Linked DNA regions of Homo sapiens: region 1 is linked to region 2. A link is an interaction called in ENCODE POLR2A ChIA-PET data of the cell type or tissue named here. Cell type or tissue: A673. All regions are shown on one strand. Links, peaks and the distances in the headings refer to the core of each region. The heading gives the core; the rest is flanking DNA.

What was found. Peaks named below come from ENCODE experiments on the same cell type or tissue, not always from the same donor. Only the 100,000 strongest peaks of a DNase experiment are listed, where the experiment ranks them.
Region 1: POLR2A ChIA-PET joins it to region 2 with 14 read pairs; 2 of 35 experiments call an interaction of 5 or more read pairs at or near these places.

Annotation. Positions count from the first base shown.
Region 1 is chr6:30,840,714-30,852,346 of GRCh38, forward strand. LINC02570 (long intergenic non-protein coding RNA 2570) reads right to left here and starts at 7,446. Exons shown (of 3, transcript NR_134610.1): 1 at 7,255-7,446; 2 at 6,324-6,436. RefSeq lists silencers at 124-300, 3,579-3,873 and an enhancer at 6,474-6,976. In A673, for the core only: no CTCF peak of the experiment used is centred there; a DNase peak (open chromatin) is centred at 2,688.
Region 2 is chr6:30,535,514-30,547,146 of GRCh38, forward strand. GNL1 (G protein nucleolar 1 (putative)) reads right to left here. Exons shown (of 12, transcript NM_005275.5): 10 at 11,599-11,633; 11 at 11,183-11,323; 12 at 5,868-10,800. The coding sequence ends at 10,559. Among named protein-coding and RNA genes, the nearest start is that of GNL1, 15 kb to the right of the region's middle. In A673, for the core only: CTCF peaks have their summits at 6,114 (motif pointing right), 6,314, 9,350 (motif pointing left) and 9,555; DNase peaks (open chromatin) are centred at 6,118 and 9,318; H3K4me3 peaks cover 445 bases.

The sequences.
Region 1 (11,633 bases), core at 1,635-9,634, 300 kb after region 2:
AAAACCTCTCAGCAAAGAGCAAGGGGGGTTCCTGCCAACAGGTCCCCACTCCACAGATTGATTCCAGGCCACACACAGTAGCTGAAGAGGCCAGGCTCCTCCCCGACCACTGCACACTCGGCACGAACTTCCCGTGGCTCCACCCCATTTTCCCAGTATGCAGGCAGGTGATTCTCCAGGGACCCTCCCCTTTATCTGTCTCCTGCATCTATCATTATCTATTTTATTTTATACATTTAAAACACTATTCTGCCGGGTGTGGTGACCTGCACCTGTAGTCCCAGCTACTCAGGAAGCTGAGGCAGCAGGATCTCTTGAACTCAGGAGGTGGAGGCTGCAGTGAGCTATGATCATGACAATGCACTCCATCCTGGGCAACACAGCAAAACCTTGTCTCAAAACAAACAAACAAAAAACAAAACCCCACCATTATTCTCAGAAGTACAGCAGCTTTCACAAATTGCCAAAGGGGTCTGTTTTAGGTTAGTTTCCTTCAGAAGCAGATCTGGAGACAAAGATTTGAAGCAAGGAGGTTATTAGAGAGGAAATCCCTGGCATAATTGATAAAGTAGACAGGAAAGGGCAGAAGCCAGCATGGGGTGCATCGATGAGCAATGAACTTAATGAACTCCTTGGCTCAATCCCACTGGGACCTTCAAGAGACTACTGTATAGAGCATGCCTCGGAGTCATCCTACCCTTGAGGAAGCTGGGGTATTTCTTCACCAAATCCCATTTCACTTGAGGGCTGCCCCCAGGGCACTGACATTTCTAGCCTGCCCTACCCATGGGTAGTGCTCCTGTGACTAGGGTAAGTCCTCAACAGTGTCAGAGGCTTAAAGACGGAGCCATCTGAATGGCAACCTTAGAGGACAAGTGGGTAGGGCACAAAGTTTGGCTACAAGGCCTGCAGCACTAAAAGGTTAGGAACGCCTCAGAGCTGCCCCTTTTAGGATGGACCCACTCAGCTCCCCGGTTCCCACTCCCTGACATCTGCTTTCTGTCCGCTGCTCAGTGTCTCCAGTGGATTCACAAAACAACTGCCTTTCTCCCTTTCCACCTCAGTTCATTATCAAGAACAACCCTGGGGTTTCCCACCTTAATCAGGCTGCTCCGGCCTCTGCCCACAGCCCTTCTGACACCTGGTTTATGTGTGACCCTGCCACCCTTAACCCCCAGCAGCAGGGGATGTCAGCTTTCTTTCAGGGAAGAACACAGACTCCTTTTGAGAGACTATAGTGAGATAATTTTGTAAACTGAAAATAAAATCCTAAGCCCCCCAGTTGACTTAATGGACCCCCTCTTGGCCAAGGGGACCCCAGAGAAACCTTAAAAACTGAGTTCCCAGGCAGGAGAGGATGGGAGGTCAGACACACCTCGTCATACCTCATCCCTTTTGTGGTTTAGACAACCACTGACCAGCATTAATAAACCAGAGATCATAAGACTGACAGAACAAAGTATTTGAGCCAATGAAAGACCAAACTATAAACAAGACTTAAGGCCATGGCAGGTCAGGGTTAAGTCACACACCCCTGCACTTAAAGAAAAAGTGTTCTGCCACAAGGTTTTAATTTTTCTCTAGCAGCCAAACAAACATTGGCCTTGAGATAAGCAAGATTAAAACAACTTGCAGATCGTCCATCAGCCAAAACTACAGCTTGGGTTGAACACGAGACTGATTTCAGTAACCTTCTCCTGATAAGAAGACTACTGACCATGGACTGGTTCTGGCTGGTTTACAGATGCTGCATACTTGAGTTTGCTTGTGTCCTGAAAAGACCTTTTGATGTATAAGACCTAATTGTAATACATTTATTTTTTTTTAATTAATTTTTTTTTTTTTTGAGACGGAGTCTCACTATCGCTTAGGCTGGAGTGCAGTGGTGCGATCTCGGCTCACTGCAAGCTCTGCCTCCCAGGTTCATGCCATTCTCTTGCCTCAGCCTCCCGAGTAGCTGGGACTACAGGCACCCGCTACCATGCCCGGCTAATTTTTTTTGTATTTTTAGTAGAGACGGGGTTTCACCCTGTTAGCCAGGATGGCCTCGATCTCCTGACCTCATGATCCATCTGCCTCAGCCTCCCAAAGTGCTGGGATTACAGGTGTAAGCCACCGCGCCTGGCCAGCTGTAATACATTTAAATGCTAAGTCTCCACCCTAAGGTGCACATGGGTCATATGCAATATACTAGTTTATTCAGTATATGTGCTTCAGGACCACTTTCATGAATATTCATAGCTCCTTCTGTAACCTGTTGAATATGTATACTTGGCCAACCCAGTCAGATTAAATTCCTTTCTTATTCCTCCTCGTCCCTCAAAGTTCATTCTCTAGGCTCTGCCAGAGGCTATGCTTCCCACTAGTCCGAATGGTACATTGTAGGCTGCAACTCTTTATTTTTATTTTATTTTTAAATTTATTTTTGAGACACGGTCTCACTCTGTCACCCAGGCTGGAGTGCAGTGGTGCAATCACAGCTCACTGCAGCCTCGACCTCCCAGGCTCAGGTGATTCTCCAACCTCAGCCTTTCAAGTAGCTGGGACCACATCCGTGCACCACCAGGCCCAGTTAACTTTCACAATTTTCTTGGAGACAGGGTTTCACCATATTGATAGATGCAGGAGGTAGATAAGGGAAAGGGTCCCCAGAGAATCTCTGACCTGCCTATGCACTTGGGAGAAGGGGGTGGAGCCACGGGAAGTTCGTGCCATGTGCAGTTGGGGAGGAGCCTGGCCTCTTCAGTTCTTGTGTGTAGCCTGGAATCAGTCTGGGGGTGGGGGTGCTGTTGGCAGGAACTCTTCTTGCTTTGCTGAGAGATTTTTTTTTCTTCTTTTCCTTTTTCACCCAATAAATTCTGTTCCCCTCACCCTTCAATGCGTCTGCGTTCCTAGCTTTTCCTGCTTGTGTGACAAGAACCTGGTTTTAGGGTTTAAGGAACAAAGTTCTGCATCAATAAGATTCAAAAGAAATCATTCTATTGAAATATGATTCTAGGCACAGGCTAGTTGGGGGTCTCTGAGCCCCAGATCCCACAGCTGTGCTGAGATGCCTGCCCACAAGCTCAAGGAGCATGTCTAGGAGTCCACGGAGGCAAGCAGAGGCAGGAAGAGGAGACCAGAATTCAGCTGCCGGTGGTGAGCCTCAGGAAACTCTTTATCAAAGCCTAGAAAAGCCAAAGGTGGGCCCGAGAGGGAAGAAAGAGACAAAGAGATGGGAAGAAGATGGAAGTAGGACACTTAGAGTGGGAAGGAAAAAGAGCAAGAGAAAGTGAGAGGGAGCAGCAGAGCCCTGGGAAGGGAGCTTGAAGGGGTGGGGCACGTTTGGAAGCCTCTGTGATTATTTGGGGAAGGCTGATTTTCTAGTGCCTTGGGCTGGGCCCATGCAGGTTACTTCCTACCCAGCTACCTTCCTGGCTCTTCTGCCCAGGGAGCTCCTTCTGCCAGTCCCCAGCCTACTGCACTTCTTCCTTATATGCTTGGAGTGTGTGGAATGCTGCTCACCACTCTGGGGCAGTTGGAGACTGAGATAACTCCCTCCCTGGAATGTAGGGAATTTGGTGTGCTGGAAAGAGAGAAAGAGAGAGGGAGACAGAATGTACCTTGCAGCAGCACAGCTGGGTTCTGGATGGGCTCCATCTCTGAAAGAGAGGGGCAAAAGGGTTGGGGAAGGGGTAGCTGCCGGTCTTAGTGAAGGGTCCCCGAGGCACTAGCGTGTCCTCACATTTGTGCTGCCTGCTTCCCAGAAGACTCAGCACATGGGGAAAGTGGTGCCAAGGGCACACCCACCAGCCACACTGTGGAGCTTGGACACCTGGGGCAGGATATTCAGTAGTCGGCCTGGGGACCTCCAAAGATGCTTTCCCATTCCTTAGCCTGTCAGCCTTGGTAGGGACATCACTTTCCTCCTTATCCTTCAATGAGGACATTCAAGACAACATCCCTGAGCTGGAGGAAACCCAGCCTCACCTCCTCCTTCCACCCCTCATCTCCTAAGCTCCCCATCAGTGGTGTCTGGGGTGTGGAACGTGGGGAGGCAAGGAAGACAGCTCACCTGGCCCAGGCTTCAATGCTCAGCCCCTCTTATTCCTTCTAGCAAGAGCTTCTTGCAAATACCTCAATTTTTTTTTTTATCTTCTGCAGCTGATGCTCAAACTGTCAACTTGTTACTTGAGACCATGAATGTTGGTTATAAGAATTTGTTGACTTTTTAAAAAAATAAAAATGATGTTTGCCCACTTAAAGTTTTAAATTCTGTTTTTCAGAGGAGTTTTTTTTTTTTTTTTTTTGAGACAGTCACCCTCTGTTGATATGGCTCTGATGAGTGGAGGAACACCAGGGCTCTTGTCTCACATCGAATTAGATAAGATGACACGAACACACGTGGAGTGGTTTTAAGGAGCGGAGAGTTTAATAGGCAAGAAAGAAGGGAGAAGAAAGAAAGAAGAAACTCCCTTGTACAGAGACAGAGGGAGGGGGGCTCCAAAGCCGAGAGATGGAACCCCGCACTTAGGTAATACCAGCCAGCTATATTCGATGGGTGGAGGAGGCAGTATCTGATCTGCATAGGACTCAGGGGATTGGTTTGACCAGGCATGTCATTCATGTAGCCGGCGAAAAAGCTGGCCCTCCCACCCTAGCCTTTTAATATGCAAATGTAGGGCTGTGTCATGTTCCACACACGTGGGGATATGTGGGGGCGGCCATGCTGCCAGGCACATGTAGGGGCAAGGGCAAGAGGACAAAGGTGGGAATAGCCTTGTTGGGTGGACCCAGTTTCTAACAGCTAGCGTTTGCATATCAAAGGTTGCTGGCCCAAGTCTAAGAGCCAGGGCTTTCATGCTAGACAAGAGCTGTGAAAAATTTTCCATGGACCTTTTTCCTCTCTATCTGCCTAAAATAATTTCTTAATAACTCCTACCTCACTGTAGCCTAGGTTGGAGTGCAGTGTGGCAACATCTCGGCTCACTGCAACCTCCGCCTCTCGGGTTCAAGCAATTCTCTTGCCATAGCCACCCACATAGCTGGGACTACAGGCACCCACCACCAAGCCCGGCTAGTTTTTTGTATTTTAGTAGAGAGGGGTCTCACCATGTTGGCCAGGCTGGTCTTGAGCTCCTGAGCTCAAGCAATCCACCTGCCTTGGCCTCCCAAAGTGCTGGAATTACAAGCATGAACCACTGTACCTGGCCTTTCATAGGAGATTAATGGCTGATTTTACCCACCAACCTGGTGATCATGAACCAGCCATCTATAACCTTGTTGATCTAGCTCAACCCATTATATAAAACTGTGCTTGGATTGTATGGAATGCTACACACTTACAATTAAAGATATTTAGAGCTGGGCATGGTGGGTCACACATGTAATCATAGCACTTTGGAAGGCCAAGGAGGGAGGATTGTTTGAACCTGGGATTTCCAGAGCAGCCTAGGCAACATAGTGAGAACCCATTTCTTTTTTTGTCTTTTCTTTTCTTTTCTTTTTTTTTTGAGATGGAGTTTTGCTCTTGTTGCCCAGGCTGGAGTGCAATTGCGCGGTCTCAGCTCACTGCAACCTCTGCCTCCTGGGTTCAAGTGATTCTCCTGCCTCAGCCTCTTGAGTAGCTGGGATTACAGGCACGTGCCACCATGCCCGGCTAAGTTTTTGTATTTTTAGTGGAGATGGGGTTTTACCATGTTGGCCAGGCTGGTCTCGAACTCCTGACCTCAGGTGATTCACCCCCCTCAGCCTCCTAAAGTGCTGGGATTACAGGCATGAGCCACCATGCCAGGTGGGGGTAGGTGGGGAAGCCCATTTCTATTAAAAAAAAAAAAAAAAAAGGCCAGGTGTGGTGGCTCATGCCTGTAATCCCAGCACTTTGGGAGGTCAAGGCAGGAGGATCACCTGAGATCAGGAGTTCGAGACAAGCCTGCCCAACATGGTGAAACCCCGTCTCCACTAAAAATACAAAAAATTAGCCGGGCATGGTAGCACGTGCCTGTAATCCCAGATACTCGGGAGGCTGAGGCAGGAGAATCACTTGAACCCAGGAGGCGGAGGTTGCAGTGAGTTGAGATCCTGCCACTGCACTCTAGCCTGGGTGACAGAGGGAGACTCCATCTCCAAAGGAAAAAAAAAAAGAGAAAGTAAAATTTGTACTTCAATTCAGAGATTATAAACAATGTATACTTGACTTTGTGGCAGTGATCACTATTGTACAATAGTTACTTAAACTCAGGAGGCAGAGGCTGCAGTGAGCCAAGATAGCTCCACTGCACTCCAGCCTGGGTGACAGAGCGAGACTCTGTCTCAAAAAAAAAAAAAAAAAAAAAGTTACTCACTCATTTGTTCTGCAGAATCTATTTATTGCTGTGTTCACAGAAAAGGAAGCATCAAGACGGCAAAGCTCTTTGATGAAAAGCCAGGCGTACTCACACACACAACTGAGAAAGTTCTGGAAGTAGGAGAAAACGTCTTTAAGGCATATAGGCTAAACTTATATAAATATTGTTAGTGTTTGCCAAAACAGGGATAATCTAGTAAAATCAGAGATACAAAGCCAGAACAGAGAATTGGTAAGTAAAAAATTGTTAAGAATGTATATTGGCTGGGCGCGATGGCTCATGCCTGTAATACTAGCACTTTGGGGAGGCTGAGGGGGGCAGATTGCTTGAGCTCAGGAGTTTGAGACCAGCCTGGGCAACCCTTTCACTACTGAAAATACAAAAAAAAAAAAAAAAAAAACCAAAAACAAAACTGGGCGTGCTGGTGCGCACGTGTGGTCCCAATTACCCTGGAGGCTAATGTGGAAGGATCGCTTGAGCCCAGAGTGTGGGGGTGGGGGTTGGGAGGCAAGGTTGCAGTGAGCCTGGATTGCACCACTGCACTTCAGCCTGGGTAACAGAGCGAGACCTTGTCTCAAAAAAAAAAAAAGTATCAAAAGGCCTAGGAATTTGTTCTCCAGGTAAATCTGCCCTCCCTCATCTCTAACCTTTATGAAATCACCCAAATGGAGACATCACAGCAAGGCCCCGACAAGGAAATGAGGAATGTAGGTGGATAAGGGACTGGAATAGTGCAGCACAACACTAACTACAGGTTTCAGCCCCAATGAGATTGCCCTCACTTCCGCCGCCAGCCACAAGTGTGGAGGTCCCCAGGCTACTCGCTCCTCTGACCAACTGGCTACTAATCTGGGGGGTACCCACAACCCCCTCGGGTTTGATAATTTGCTAGAACAACTCACCAAACTCAGGAGAATGTTATACTTACGATTACAGGCTTGTTACAAAGGATACAAATCAGGAGGACCAGACTAATGAAGACACACGTAGGGCGGGGTCTGGGCGGGTCTTCCATGCAGAGCTTCTGTGTCTTCTCTCTGTGAATCAGGTTGTGTCACCCTCCTGGCACATGGATGTGTTCACCAACCAGGAAGCTCCACCAAATTTTGGCGTCCAGAGTTTTCATTACATAGGCACAATTGGTTGACTCATTTGCCACCGAATTGAACGCAATCTCTAGTCCTCCCACCCTCCGTCGAGGTTGGGCTGGCTCTAAGGCCCAATCCTTTTATTATGTGATCTTTCTGATGACCAACCTCCCATCGTGAGTTCTCTCTTAGCATAAGCCCAGGTGTGATCCAAGGGGCTCATGAATAACAAAGATACTCATATTACTCAGGAGATTCCAAGGATTTAGTTTCCCTCCTAGGAACCAGGGACAAAGGGCAGTCAAATTCTTTATTGTTATCACAGAGACACAGTAATATAATATGATACAGCAGAAGAGAGGTGAGGAATGTTGCCATGCCTTGAGAAGCCTATCACAAGAGCTTTAAGGAATTCACACTTAAATATTAATAGGTACATTATGAAAGAAATCAGCCAAGTACAGTCTTTTCTTATTATGGAATCTAGTTATTGCAGGAATTGAAAAATTGATGTAATAAAGCCTAGAATGCAATAAAGGAATCGGCATTCAAGTAGATGAGAGAGGTTGGGGAATATGTCAAGATGCAAAAGTGAGAGAGCTGTCACAGTTTACTTACTCTGCAATCTCTGAGGATGGAACAGGATCAAAGATGAAGCCAGGAAGCACAGAGTAGTTTTCTTCCTCCCTAATCTCATCCCTTGTTTTCATTTGGCACTTTAAAAAATTTCCACATTTATATTCATATGGAATTGATTTTGAGTATAGAGAGATAATTCTAATTATTATTGTTTTTCAAATGTTAGCCAGTTGAACCATTTATCATAATCAAGGTGATAATATGGCTTATTTTCTTTGGCCTACAGAGATGATAAATTTGAATATATTTTAAAATATAAAACTATCTTTAAAATTTGAATATATTTGAATATGATACATTTGAATATATTTTAAAACATAGAGCTATCTTTGTACTCCTGGTTAGTCATGGTGCATTTTTTTTTAATACTTCATATTAAATTTTTACCTTCTGGATTGAGACACTAGAGTTCTTAAAGGTTCTTTCAGAAATTCTTCCTATATTCAGTATGCTACCAGAAAACCTCTTACAACTAACCTTACAGAAGATACTGTTTTCTTTGTACTTTGTCCAATATCAAAGGAAACCTCCAAGTTCCAAGGAGGTCAGGCTACTAATACCCACAAATGAATTCTGATGAGATCATTACACAATAAACAATAACTGTTGCTTATTACATGCTTACTTTGTACTAGGCAGGACTAAGATAAGTATTATTTAAGTTTTAAGATCATTCTTAATTTCTTGTCAAAAGTATACTGGTTTGCAAAGTAATGAATAAAATAAATCTTTAACAATATCCCTATAGTAAAGACAATGGTGAACTTCTTATGCCTCTTTTAAAAAACTCTGCTTATGATGACAATTTCAAACATACACAGAAGCCGTGAGTATATAATGAGTCTTGCTGTATCCATCACAAAGTTTTAAAAACTGTCAAAAGTTGACCATACTCACTTAATCTACTCCTACCACTTTTTCAGCTGGAGATCTTTTAAAGCAAATTCTACACATTGTGCCATATCATCCATAAATTATTTTGCATTACATCCCATTCTTATTGAGTCCCTGCAAGCTGAGAGCCGACTGCCAAAGCACAATTCACTGTAAGAGATTCTGTGAAGGGTTAAAACAAACAGTCCAAATTCACAGTGCTGCAAATGTCTGTAATTGCATAATCTGCAAAATATATTCTTCAAGAAATCCTCTGTGCACTTGGTTTCCCTTAACTGAGTTTTTTTTTCTTCTTCAGACCAGATTAATTGATGAGAACTGACAAGCAGGGGAGAGAGGTGATGTTTAAGGTTATATATTTTGGCAAAAAATTATGAGTGTAAATTGTGCTTGTTTCTGATTAAGAGAGGTCCATTAATCAGAAAGTAAACTTGGCATCCTCGTAGAAAAATCACATAGCTTAACAAGAATTCATGACTCTGAATTGCTGCACAGACAGGTAGCATGAGTTCTTGGCAGGATTCTTTCAGCTGAGCTGTTTTCCATTAGAATGGTGTCTGATATGGTTTAGCTGGGTCTCCACCCAAATCTCATCTTGAATTGTAGTTCCCTTAATCCCCACGTGTCATGAGAGGGACCTGGTGGGAGGTAACTGAATCATGAGGGGCAGGTTTTTCCCATGCTATTCTTCTTGTGATAGTGAATAAGTCTCATGAGATCTCATGGTTTTATAAAGGTAGTTCTGCACACGCTCTTGCCTGCTGCCATGTAAGACATGCCTTTGCTCCTCCTTCATCTTCCACCATGATTTTGAGGGCCTCCTCAGCCATGTGGAACTGTGAATGCATTAAACCTCTTTTTCTTTATAAATTACCCAGTGTCAGGTATTTATTCATAGCAGTATGAAAACGGACTAATACGGCTGGGTGCAGTGGCTCATGCCTGTAATCCTAGCACTTTGAGAGGCCGAGGCAGGTGAATCATTTGAGGCCAGGAGTTCAAGATCAGCCTGGTGGTCAATATGGTGAAACCCCATCTCTACTAAACAAACAAACAAAAAAAATTAGCCATGCATGGCGGTTGGCGCCTATAATCCCAGCTACTTAGAAGGCTGAGGAAGGAGAATTGCTTGAACCTGGGAGGTGGAGGGTGCAGTGAACCGAGATTGTGCCACCGTACTCCAGCCTGGGTGACAGAGCAAGACTGTCTCAAAAATAAAAATAAAAAAAGAAAATGGATTAATACAGTAAATTGGTACCAGTAAAGTGGGGTACTGCTATAAAGATACCTGAAAATGTGGAAATGGGTAACAGGCAGAGGTTAGAAGTTTAGAGGGCTCAGAAGAAGACACAAAAATGTGGGAAAGTTTGGAACTTCCTCAAGACTTGGAGGGCTCAGAAGACAGGAAAATGTGGGAAACTTTGGAACTTCCTAGAGACTTGTTGAATGGCTTTGACCAAAATGCTGACAGTGATATGGACAATATTTGTCCAGGCTAAGGTGGTCTCAGATGGAGATAAGGAACTTGTTGGGACCTGGAGTAAAGGTCACTCTTCCTATGCAAAGAGACTGGCGGTATTTTGCCCCTGCCCTAGAGATCTGTGGAACTTTGAACTGAAAGAAATGACTTAGGGTATCTGGCAGAAGAAATTTCTAAGTGGTAAAGCTGTTCAAGTGGAAGTAGAGCATAAAAGTTTGGAAAATTTGCAGTCTGATGATGCGATAGAAAAGAAAAACCCATTTTCTAGGGAGAAATTCAAGTTTGCTGCAGAAATTTGCATAAGTAAAGAGGAGTGGAATGTTAATCACTAAGACAATGGGGAAAATGTCTCCAGGGAATATTAGAGAACTTCATAGCAGCCCCTCCCATCACAGGCCTGGAGGCCTAGGAGGGAAAAAGGGTTTGTGGGCTGGGCTAAGGGACCCCTGCTCTATGCAGCCTGGGGACATGGTGCCCTACATCCCAGCTACTTTAGCTCCAGCTGTGGCTAAAAAGGGCCAACCTACAGCTCAGGCCATTGCTTCAGAGGTTCCAAGCCCCAAGCCTTGATAGCTTACAAATGTGCTGGGCCTGTGGGTGCACAGAAGTCAAGAATTGAGGTTTGAGAACCTCTGCCTAGGTTTCAGAGCATGTATGTAAATGCCTAGATGTCTAGGCAGAAGTTTGCTGCAGGGGTGGAGCCCTTATGGAGAACCTCTGCTAGGGCAGTGCAGAAGGGAAATGTGGGGTCAGAGCCCCTACACAGAGTTCCCCACCGGGGCATTGCCTGGTGGAGCTGTGAGAAGAGGGCCACCATCCTCCAAACCCCAGAATGGTAGATCCACCAACAGCTTACACCATGCACCTGGAAAAGCTGGAGACACTCAACACTAGCCCATGAAAGCAGCTGGAAGGGGGGCTGTACCCTGCAAAGCCACAGAGGCAGAACTACCCAATGCTGTGGGAGCCCATCTCTCACATCAGCATGACCTGGATGTGAGACATGGAGTCAAAGGGGGAGCATTTTGGAACGTTAAGGTTTAATGACTGCCCTACTGTATTTCAGACTTGTATGGGGCTTGTGGCACCTTTATTTTGGCCAATGTATCCCATTGGAATGGGTGTATTTACCCAATGCCTGTACCCCCATTGTATCTAGGAAGTAACTAACTTGCTTTTGATTTACAGGCTCATAGGAAGAGGGAC
Region 2 (11,633 bases), core at 1,988-9,987:
CCTCCTGAGTAGCTGGGACTACAGATGAATGCATCATGCCCAGCCGATTTCTTTTGTTTGTTTGAGATGGAGTCTCGCTCTGTCACCCCGAGTGGAGTGCAGTGGCATAATCTTGGCTCACTGCAACCTCCACTTCCCAAGTTCAAGCTATTCTCCTGCCTCAGCCTCCCTAGTAGCTGGGATTACAGATGCCCACCACCACACCCAGCTAATTTTTGTATTTTGAGTAGGGACGGGGTTTTGCCATGTTGGCCAGGCTGGTCTCGAACTACTGACCTCAAGTGATAACGCCCGCCTCAGCCTCCCAAAATGCTGGGATTACAGGCATGAGCCACTGTGCCTGGCCCAATGCAATTTTAAGATGATTTTATGTATATTGTAGGAGAGAAAAATAGGTAAATATATTAAGAGTATTAAGAGCCAAGGCTTTCGATTGCCCTGATAAAAGATATACAAATACAAAGTCCAAGAAGAGGGAAAAACCTATAATGTACAATTTGAATTGGAAATACCAATATGAATTCATGATTTTTTTTAAACCCTAAATGTGACTTAAAGCGATGACACCTCTGTAGCAACGAGCTCTCCCAGCACTAAAGACCATTCCTCACTAAAACGAATCAATGTTCCTTAGAAAGATGGCTGATTTTGGCCAGGTGCAGTGGCTCACGCCTGTAATCCCAGCACTTTGGGAGGCCGAGGCGGGCAGATCACAAGGTCAGGAGATCGAGACCATCCTGGCGAACACAGTGAGACCCTGTCTCTACTAAAAATACAAAAAAGTAGACAGGCATGGTGGTGGGCACCTGTAGTCCCAGCTACTTGGGAGGCTGAGGCAGGAGAATGGCATGAACCTGGGGACAGAGCTTGCAGTGCGCTGAGATCACGCCACTGCATTCCAGCCTGGGCGACAGAGCAAGACTCGGCCTCAAAAAAAAAAAAAAAAAAAAAAAAAGATGGCTGATTTTGGCCAAGTGCAGTGGCTCATGCCTGTAATCCCAGCAATTTGGGAGGCTAAAGGCAGGCAGATGCAGATCACTTGAGGCCAAGAGTTTGAGACCAGCCTGGCCAACATAATGAAACCCCATCTCTACTAAAAGTACAAAAATTAGCCAGGCGTAGTGGCAATGCCTATAATCCCAGTTACTCAGGAGGCTGAGGTGGGAGGATCACTTGAACTCTGGAGGCAGAGGTTGCAGTGAGCTGAGATCATGCCACTACACTTCAGCCTGGGTGACAGAGTGAGACTCTGTCTCAAGAAAAAAAAAGGAAAGAAAGAAAGAAAAAAGAAAAAGAAAAATGGCTGATTCCACATCTGGAGCTGGGAAAGTAAAAAAAAATTGTGCCTGGGACATCTAGTTGTGTCAAAAGCAAGCAAGTGCTCACAGAACTTTTGGGGTATGTCAGAATGGATGTAGGAGTTAGCTTAAAAGGGCTCCCACTGGGGCCCTCTCCCAATCTAGATCATTCTGGCCAATAAGGTGAAACCCCGTCTGTACTAAAAATACAAAAATTAGCTGGCCATGGTGGCATGCACCTGTAGTCCCAGCTACTCAGGAGGCTGAGGCAGGAGAATTGCTTGAACCCAGGAGGCAGAGGTTGCAGTGAGCCGAGATCGTACCACTGCACTCCAGCCTGGTGACAGAGTGAGACTCCATCTCAAATTAAAAAAAAAAAAAAAGGCTCCCACTGGACACATAAGGTACAGTTCGAGCACAAAAAAATAATGACTGTAACCAATTGTGAAATATTAAATGGATACCTGGCATGGTGTAGTCCCAGCACTTTGAGGCCAAGGCAGGTGGATCACTTAATCTCAGGCAACATGGCAAAACCCCATCTCTACAAAAAATACAAAAATCATCTGGGTGTGGTGGCATGCACCTGTGGTCCCAGCTACTCAGGAGGCTGAGGTAGGAGGATCACTTGAGCCTGGCAGGTTGAGGCTGCAGTGAGTGGTAATTGCGCCACTGCACTCCAGCCTGGGCAACAGACCGTGATGCTGTCTCAAAAAATAAAAGAAATACTGAATGGATAAAAACCCTAAATCTATAGTTTAAAAAAAGAAAAAAAATAAATTTTCTACCTTTGGAGATTAATATCATACCAATACCTTATTCTGAAAACTGGTAAAGGGAAATAAGCATTTACCTTGCCTTTTAGAAGGACCCTACTTTGGCCGGGCGCTGTGGCTCATGTCTGTAATCCCAGCACTTTGGGAGGCTGAGGCAGGTGGATCACTTGAGGTCAGGAGTTTGAGAAGGACCCTACTTTTTCCAGTTGGTGAGAGAAAGCTCCTTCCTAGGTAATTATGCCCTTATAAATGTAGAAGTGGGAGAATTAGAAAAGCACCTTTTGTAATTTCTGATGAAATAACCAATTCAAGCAAGAATCACTGTAGATGGCGATAAGAGAAAGTTTTTCAGCGTATACACACAGTGTCAAAGAACCATGCAGACGACTTGCTAATTGCCAAGAGGGAAACATAACCTTTACAGAAAAGATCTGACCGTGTCCATCCTAACCAAGCAATCATACTTAGCATCACTGCTTGTGGGATGGCTTCATATCATATGCCTTCTGATGTGAGGCAATGTGACATATATAGCAAGTTTGAGGAATTAGTCCCAAGACTGGGTAACCTGAATCTAACCAAGAAATTGGGGGAAAACCCCTCAAAACTCAGGGAGACAGATGAACACATTAAGTGACATCAAAGAAACAGTAAGACAAATCTAGAATGTTGAACAGTCTAAAAGACAACTGCCCTAGTATCCTCAAAGATCCAATTCCAAGAAGAAAAAAACTGGATGATTGTAGATTAAAAAGAAAGGGGTGAGAAAAGGACATAAAAAAATGCAATGTTGAAACTTGATTGGTTCCTGTTCTGGGAGTTTTTTAAAAGCTATATATTAAAACATCATGCTATACACCATAAATCTATACAATTTTTATTTGGTAATTATACTTAGGAAAAATTAAATGCTATAAAAGGCATTCAAATTGGAGAAGTTTAATGCTAGATGACATTAAAAATTATTAACTCATTAAACATGATGATTCTATTATGATTGTGTAAGAGATGTATATGAAGTATTTAGGGGTGAATGGTCATGATGTCTGCAAGTTTCTTTTTTTTTGAGATGGAGTTTTGCTCTGTCACCCAGGCTAGAGTGCAGTGGCACTATCTTGGCTCACTGCAACCTCCACCTCCCAGGTTTGAGCAATTTTCCCACCTCAGCGTCCTGAGTAGCTGGGATCATAGGCATGTACCACCATGCCCGGCTAATTTTTTGTATTTTTAGTAGAGACGGGGTTTCACCATGTTGGCCAGGCTGGTCTCCAACTCCTGGCCTCAGGTGATCCGCCTACCTCGGCCTCCCAAAGTACTGGGATTACAGGTATGAGCCACCATGCCCAGCCGATGTCTCCAACTTTCAAATGGTTCAGGGCTGGGTGCAGTGCAATCCCAGCACTTTGGGAGGCCGAAGGAGGCGGATCACCTGAGGTCAGGAGTTTGAGGCCACCTTGGCCAACGTGGTGTAATCTCGTCTCCACTAAAAATACAAAAATTAGCCAGGCATGGTGGTGCACACCTGTAGTCCCAGCTAATGGGGAGGCTGAGGCAAGAGAATCACTTGAACCCGGGAGGCAGAGGTTGCAGTGAACCAAGATTGCACCACTGCACTCCAACCTGGGTGACAGAGCAAAACTCCATCTCAAAAAGAAAAAAAAAGTTCAAATGGTTGAGAAAAGACAACACTTGTATACTGTTGGTAGGAATGTAAATTAGTACAGCTATTATGGAAAACTGTATGGCGGTTCCTCAAAAAACTAAAAATAGAATTACCATATGGGGCTGGGCACAGTGGCTCACACCTCTAATCCCATCATTTTGGGAGGCCAAGGTGAGCGGATCACCTGAAGTCGGGAGCTCGAGACCAGCCTGGCCAATATGGTGAAACCCCATTTCTACTAAAAATACAAAAATTAGTTGGGCGTGGTGGTGGGCGCCTGTAATCCCAGCTACTTGAGAGGCTGAGGCAGGAGAACCGCTTGAACCCGGGAGGCGGAGGTTGCAGTGAGCTGAGACCGTGCCATCGCACTCCAGCCTGGGCAACAAGAGTGAAACTCCATCTCAAAAAAAAAAAAAAGAATTACCATATGATCCAGCAATCTTGCGTCTGGGTATTTACTAAAGAGATTTGAAATCAGTATGTCGAGGAGATACCTGCACTCTCATGTTCGCTGCAGCACTATTAACCACAGTGAAGTTACATAGTCAAACGAGTGTTCATCAGCAGATGAATGGATAAAGAAAATATGGTATATAGGCCGGGCGCAGTGGCTCAAGCCTGTAATCCCAGCACTTTGGGAGGTCGAGGCAGGCGGATCACGAGGTCAGGATATCGAGAGCATCCTGGCTAACACGGTGAAACCCCATCTCTACTAAAAGTACAAAAGAATTAGCTGGGCGTGGTGGCAGGCGCCTGTAGTCCCAGCTACTCTGGAGGCTGAGGCAGGAGAATCACTTCAACCTGGGAGGCGGAGTTTGCAGTGAGCTGAGATTGCACCAGTGCACTCCAACCTGGGTGACAGAGCAAGACTCCGTCTCAAAAAAAAAAAAAAAAAAGAAAGAAAGAAAGAAAATATGGTATATATACCGTGGAATGCTATTCAGCCTTTAAAAAGAAATTTTGTCATTTGAGACAGCGTTAATGGAATTGGAGAACATTATGCTGAGTGAAGTAAGCCAGGCACAGAAAGACAAATACTGTATGTTCTCACTTATAAGTGGAATCTAAAACAATCGAACTTAAAGGAGGAGAGAGCAGAATAGTAGTTACCAGAGGCTGGGGGTCTGGGGTAAATGGGGATATGATGGTTAAAGGTTACAAAGCTTCATTGGACTGGAAAAATAAGCTTTTCTTTTTCTTTGAGATATACTGCACAGCAAAGTGAATATAGTAAATAATTCTTGGACATTTCATAAGTGTTGAGGGTAAATATCTTTTTTACATTTTTAACATATTCCCTCCTCTGAATGTAGAGAGTAAATTTCAAACATTCTCACCACAAAAAAAGTAAGTATTTAAAAGTGATAGATGTTGGGCCGGGTGCAGTGGCTCACGTCTGTAATCCCAGCACTTTGGGAGGTGGAGGTGGGTGGATCACCTGAGGTCAGGAGTTGGAGACCAGCCTGGCCAACATGGTGAAACCCCGTCTCTACTAAAAATACAAAAAATTAGCCGGGCATGGTGGCGGACGCCTGTAATGCCAGCTACTCGGGAGGCTGAGGCAGAAGAATCACTTGAACCCGGGAGGCGGAAGTTGCAGTGAGCCGAGATTGCACCACTGCACTCCAGCCTGGGCAACAAGAGTGAAACTCCATCTCAAAAAAAAAAAAGTGATAGATGTTAATTTGCTTGATTTAATCATCCCACAGTGTATTCATGAATCATAACATCACTTTGTACGCCATAAATATATACAACTATAATTTGCCAATTTACAATTAAAGGTTAAAATTTTTAAAAATAAAAGGTAATGACAACAAAAAAAATGGATAAGTAGACAGAAAAATCGATTAATACAGAAGCTGGCAAAAACTAGTAAAGCAAATATGGCAAAATGTAGAATTTGTTGAATCTTTCAGTATTTGGGTGTTTATTGTTCTTTTTCTATGTTAGAAATTTTTCAAAATAAAAAGTTGCAAATGATTTCCATATTATTCTGATTTTTACACAGTAACAGAAAACATTCCTGGCTGCAGCTCATTAATATTTCTTCTTTGTTCTCCTGAGGAATCAAAAGATTCTCATTTATGATATGTCAAAAGGCACATAAAGAAACATATCCAAACTTTGTTGTCTCTTCATTCAAGTTTGGCTTTAATATTTTATTAAAAATTTTTGTATTTGTAAATATTAAAACACTGAAACTTGCTACTGACACAAGAACGACAATGCACTAACAATAAAATCAAAGTAGAAGCTAAACTATTCAGAAGCAGTAGCAACTCCATGATTCCAAGGTAATTTAAACAGGCAATTTCAGAGTGCTTCAAGATGAAGGCGCAAAGCAGCCTCTCAGCCTGCAGTGATGCTACGACACCGGCAGATGGCGCTGCAAAGCTTCTCAAATGCAGCGGGAAGTCCATTTACCAACGGCTGTTGCGATCTCTTAATTAGCTTGAACTGAGTTTGTATTAGAATTTATAATTTTTACTGCATATTGCAGTTACTCGTATATTACTGACACTGGAACAGACATGTTTTAACAAACTGGTTGAGCCGTATCAGTGCGAACCAGCTGAATGTCAGCGCTGTTCCCTCCTGTGACAGAAGCCACCGGCGCCTGCCTGAGGGCACTCCCCTCACTGGGACTCTCAGTACCACGCCCACCTGTCCCCAAGGTTTGTTTCATCACTAAGCCCCACCTTCCAGCATTTTCACCTTTCTCCTTCACTTGATCCTTCTTCCTAACATCGTGTTAACACACTCCAAACTAAAAAAGTTCCTCAACTGCATATACTCTGCTCCCTCCATTTTTTTCTTTCATTGCAATCACTGCCAAACATTTTGAAAATTCTCTCCTCACCTCCACTGCCTTTACGCTTTTCCTCCAAATTATTCCTTAACCCTCTGACATCTGGGGCTTCTGATTCCACCTCTCCAAAGAAATGCTCCCACCAAGACCATGGAGGCCCCTCTCGTTGCTGGTGGATACTCGTTCATTTTCCCCGCCACCACCCATCAGCAGCGTTCCACGCCGCCCTTCCTTCCTTCCTTCCTCCCCTAGCTTCATCACACCACGTTACTAGGTTTTTCCTGTCTCACTGGCTCCTTTCCCTGCTCTCCTTTTTATATGTTTCCTGCTTTCTTCCTCAGCCTTCTCTGCTCCCCACACCTATATGTTGATGATGCCCAAATCTCTGTCTCCAGCCACGACCTCTCTTTCCCCAAGCTCCATTTGCATAAACTGTCTCTGATGAGATTTAGGGCGCTTACGGTGGTATGGCTGTAGACAACTGTCTCAGGAAACAGACCCATGACCCACCCAGTTGCCAAGTCAGAAACAGGATGTATACTCTTGACTTGTCTCTCTCCCCTACACAGCAAAACAATCCCAAGACATGTCAATTCTATCTCCTGAGCAACCCATAAAACGATTTCTCTTCTTTCCATCTTCCATTACCCTAATTCTGGTGTTCATTCTCTCTCCCTGGGATGGCTGTAAAAGCCTCTGATTTCTCCCCTTTCCAAACCAGTCTCCACACTGCAACCATAGTGATCTAAGGCACAATTCTCACCTTTTCAGTCTTAGGCTTAAAGTTCAACATCCCTCTGGATACAGTCTAAATCTTTAACACGGCTGAAAAGGCCCAGCAAGAGCTGGACCAAGCCCACCTCTCCAGCTTCACCTTTCCTCATTTCTCCTTTGCACCCTCTGCCTCTGAACAAGTTACAGTCTTCCAAAGTTGTCATGTTTCTTGACCTTTGCTGTCTCCTCTGCCCAGAATGCAATTTCCCTGTCTGGCTAACTCCTGTCCAGCATTTGGCCTCAGCATGGACATCTGTTCCTCTAGGACGCTTCCCCTGATTCACCAAGACCAGCTTAACTGCCCCTACTGGCTGTTCCTATAGCAATTCTTTACCACAGACTACTGATTTTTTGTGTTTGTTTTGTTTTGGCAGTCTGACATAACTTTATACTAATGCAGCTTCTAGCCCTGTCCCCCACTCCTTCCTGATCAGTATCCCAATGTCCCTCCTATATGGAGCCACCACTACCCCACAGGATCCTGTACCACCCTTCTCCCAGAACTTATCACACTTTTTTTTTGTAATTGTGTTTCCATTCTCCAATAAATTGTGAGCGCCACAAAGAACCATTTCTATCTCACTTACCACTTGGAAGTGACTGGCAGGTAGTAATTGCTCAACAAATGTTCTATGAGTGAATGAATCCTTGGGATAATTATAGTACTAACCATCTTATTTAGTTATGACAGTTCAATAGAAACACGTAAAATAATGCTTTTATAGTTTACATACTGCTATAGAGCTATTGTATTATATTATTATTATTCTATTCCTACCCTCTATTGCTTGAGAGTAGGATATTGCCTTATTCAATTTTGGTTATTGTCCCAGAACTCAGGGATATATGTCTGGCATATATTGTTTTTAACCAATTTTTGTTGACTGTATCAATGATTGTAAGAAGTGAACAAAGGGCCAGATAATTGAACTATCCTGGACCACACACAGCTACCCTGTTCCAGAAGCAGGACTATAATCCCATCTGGAAAAAGGGAAACTTGGAAGTTGACATCTAAATGAAATTCCAGCATGGATGAGAGAAGCCCTGATTTCTCTCCATCAAGAGACTAGCCAGCTATGGAAGCCACCAGAGCCCCAGACCTCCATGGTCAAGTATTCACATAGTAGACATGACCCAGACAAGAGGGTGCGTATTTCAGCGTGGAGGGGAGACTGGGCCCTTGGTTTCCTGTGTCTTTGTAGTCAGTTCTAACCTCAGCCTCAGGCACTGGTGTTGGGGCCCTATTCATCCTCATCTGCACGTCCCTCAGTTCTTTTCCTGTTGCTATTATCCTATAGAGTCAGCAAGTCATGGAAGAGGTTTTACAGTCTAACCCTGTGGGGGTGTCAGGAGTTGCCTCCTGCCAGGTCTTCAGCATAAAAATCCCCCCTCCTCAGCTCCCAGTCAATTCTTCATCCCCACCCCTAGACTCTCCCAAATACCCCTGATGAAACCCCTGAGGTGGAAAAAGATAAAGACAAGCAAAGATAAACAGCACAGGAAGCAGAGGTACAAATAGAATTCTGATTTTTCTCCTTTCTCTCCATATTTTGAGGAAATGAATCCAATGTCCTCACCCCACCTCCTGCAGCGGAGAAGTCCCCTGAGCATCTCTGAACATCATGAACCCTCAAAGTAAGCTTAGCTTGGGCCCCTTTTCCTTTTCTATCAGTGAGGCCAAAGAGCCCCAGATGGGAGACAGGTGGATTTTTCTCTCAGCTGGGACCTTTTCTCTTTCTTGTCTAGCACATTTTGGGAAACCTTCAAGTACATTCTCATGCTGGTATTATTTAAACTTTGCACTGGAGTGAATTCCAGGAGTTATGTCCACACTGAGACCAATGGAGATGAACCTAAAGCAATATGTGGCCAAACACCTTAGCCTCTTTAAATATACTTTCCTTTGCTCCTTGGTTAACAGGGTCTGTCTGCTCGCATTAGAGAAACTGCCCAGTGACTCAGATCCTGAAAGGATCTGCTTTAGAGAAAAAAGGAGTCTGGTACTTCTCACTCCATCTAGTGGGCAACCTGTCCAACTACACTTTTTGCTATCATCCAATACAGACAACACTGGCAGTCAATAAAAAAGCTCATTCTCCCATTTCTAAAAGAATTCAATCTAGGAGTCTAGCTGCTGGCTTAACAAAGGGATATACAGCAAAGCCTAAGGTGCCCTGACTCACGAGAGAGCTGATTTCTGCCGAAATGCTGAGGTGAAACCCTAAAATGGTTCTGGCCACCTGCTAGGTTCTAGCTCAGACCCTGCACTGGATCATCTTTGTTCCACCCCCAAACCAGAGTAAATGGAATTCAGGAGGCTGGTTCTGTGCCCGCCCCTATGTACCTCAAATACTCGTAGCTGCCAAGCTTTTAAACAATGAAACTTAACACTGTACTTAAAGGGCTGTTCTGCTCAAATCATAAATGTGCACGCTAGTTGTTCACCAGTAATTAAAACTACTCGTACACATTTAATCAACATTTTCACAAGCGTTTTGCCTTAACTAAAAATTTGTATCAACATGAAGTCCTAGAATTATACTGCATGAGCCCCCAGGATTTGGAGAACATCATTCACCCTTCTTAATCCAAAAACTTGGGTGCCTGAAGGTGGGGTTTTGATCATGGCCAGGCTTCAAATTTAGGTCAGGCTCTGGTGGTACATCCTTATATGCTTGGTGCTCAGCACAGGTCAAGACACACAATAGACCCTCAATAAATATTTGCTGAATTTGAACAATTCCTGTAAAAATCTCATTAAGAGACATCAGCTTGGGACACAGTTCCTCTCTTACTGTTCCTTCTCCCAGAAGCTCCTGGAATGAGCAGGTCTGGCGGCAGGGGGCACACAGGGCTGCTGCTCAAATCGGAGAATGGCACAAACTCCAAAAGGGAGCTGGATTTAGACCTCCCCTCCCCATGTAGATAACGGGATTCCTAAGGTGCAGAGTGGGAGAATGGGTAGAGGAAGCAGGTTTCAGAGACTGAGAACCTACTAAACTCCTAAGAGAACTTTCCCTTGCAAAGAGAATGCATGAAAAAAGAAGGGAGAAGAGGAGAGAAGCCTCCCACAGCTGTTAGCCTGGAACAGCCGCTCTCACCTCAGTTCATCTGGGGAAGGGGCTACAAAGCAAACAATCTTTATTCACAATTGGGGTGGCAGAGGGGAGATACCCCCAGGTCAGTCCAAAAGCAAAGATACTGGGAGGGAAGATGGCGCTGGGCGAGGAACTCAGCACTCATCCTCACCCAGCAGGGCATAAGGGTTTCGGCCAGCCAGGCTGGACCCTGGAGCCGAGGTTGGGGTCTCCTCATCCCCTTCTCCCTCCTCATCCGCATCCCGGTCCTCCTCTCCCTCCTCCTCACAGGAGCTGCTCAGCTCTTCCTCTTCCTCCTCCTCCTCGTCACCTGCTGGCCCCACCCTGCCCTGCAAAACCACCAGCTCCGTGGTCTCTGGATGGGACTCCCAGGTGCCTGGGGAACCAAAACAAGAAAAAAATGGAGGAGAGTTTTGAGCAAGAACTAAAGCCAAGGAAAGATGGGGAAGAGGCAAAGACTAGGAATAACAATAATCTTTAGAGCTGCTGGCATTCATTCATTCATCCATTCATTCAACTTCCTATGTGCAGATTGCTGAACAGAACCTTTGTGCACATCAACTTCAATCTTTACAATCACTATGCTAAGGGTCAATTATTACCCTCAGTTTGCAGATCAGGAAAATATCACAGATGTTAAGTAACAGAGCTAGCCAACAGGTACAGAATCCAGGTTTGACCCTCTCTCTGGCCACAAAGCCCACACCCTTTTACCTACGCTATAGCAGGGGGCTGGGGAAGAATATCTGGGCTCTGACCTTTCTGTTCACTGTAGCCTGGGGGATGAAAACACAGGCTGAGGCGGCCGTCCACTGCCAGCCGCAAGAGACTGTTGGCTGCTCTGTACACATCATTCCGAGCCGCCTTGGCTGTCTTGTAACCACGTTTCTCTGCCCAGGCTGGAGGAAGAAAAGAATAATGGAAAGGGAAAGCATTAACCAGGTACCAGTTATACTCCCACTCCCATAACACAGTCCTTCCAGTTTTCCCCAAAACATTCCAGGCCAGAGATCTTACTGGCTATGCAACAAAAATCTAGGGGTGAGTGGACAGCAGCTTCATCAATGGCAGAATCTCTGAGGAGAGGAAAGGAGACAGGGAAGGGTAAAAGGCGAGGCAGGTAAGGAAGAGCAGCTGAAACCAGGTGGGGCGAAGCCAGGCACATGGAACTCACCTTCACAGATGTCCCAGGCACACCAGGGGTGTTCC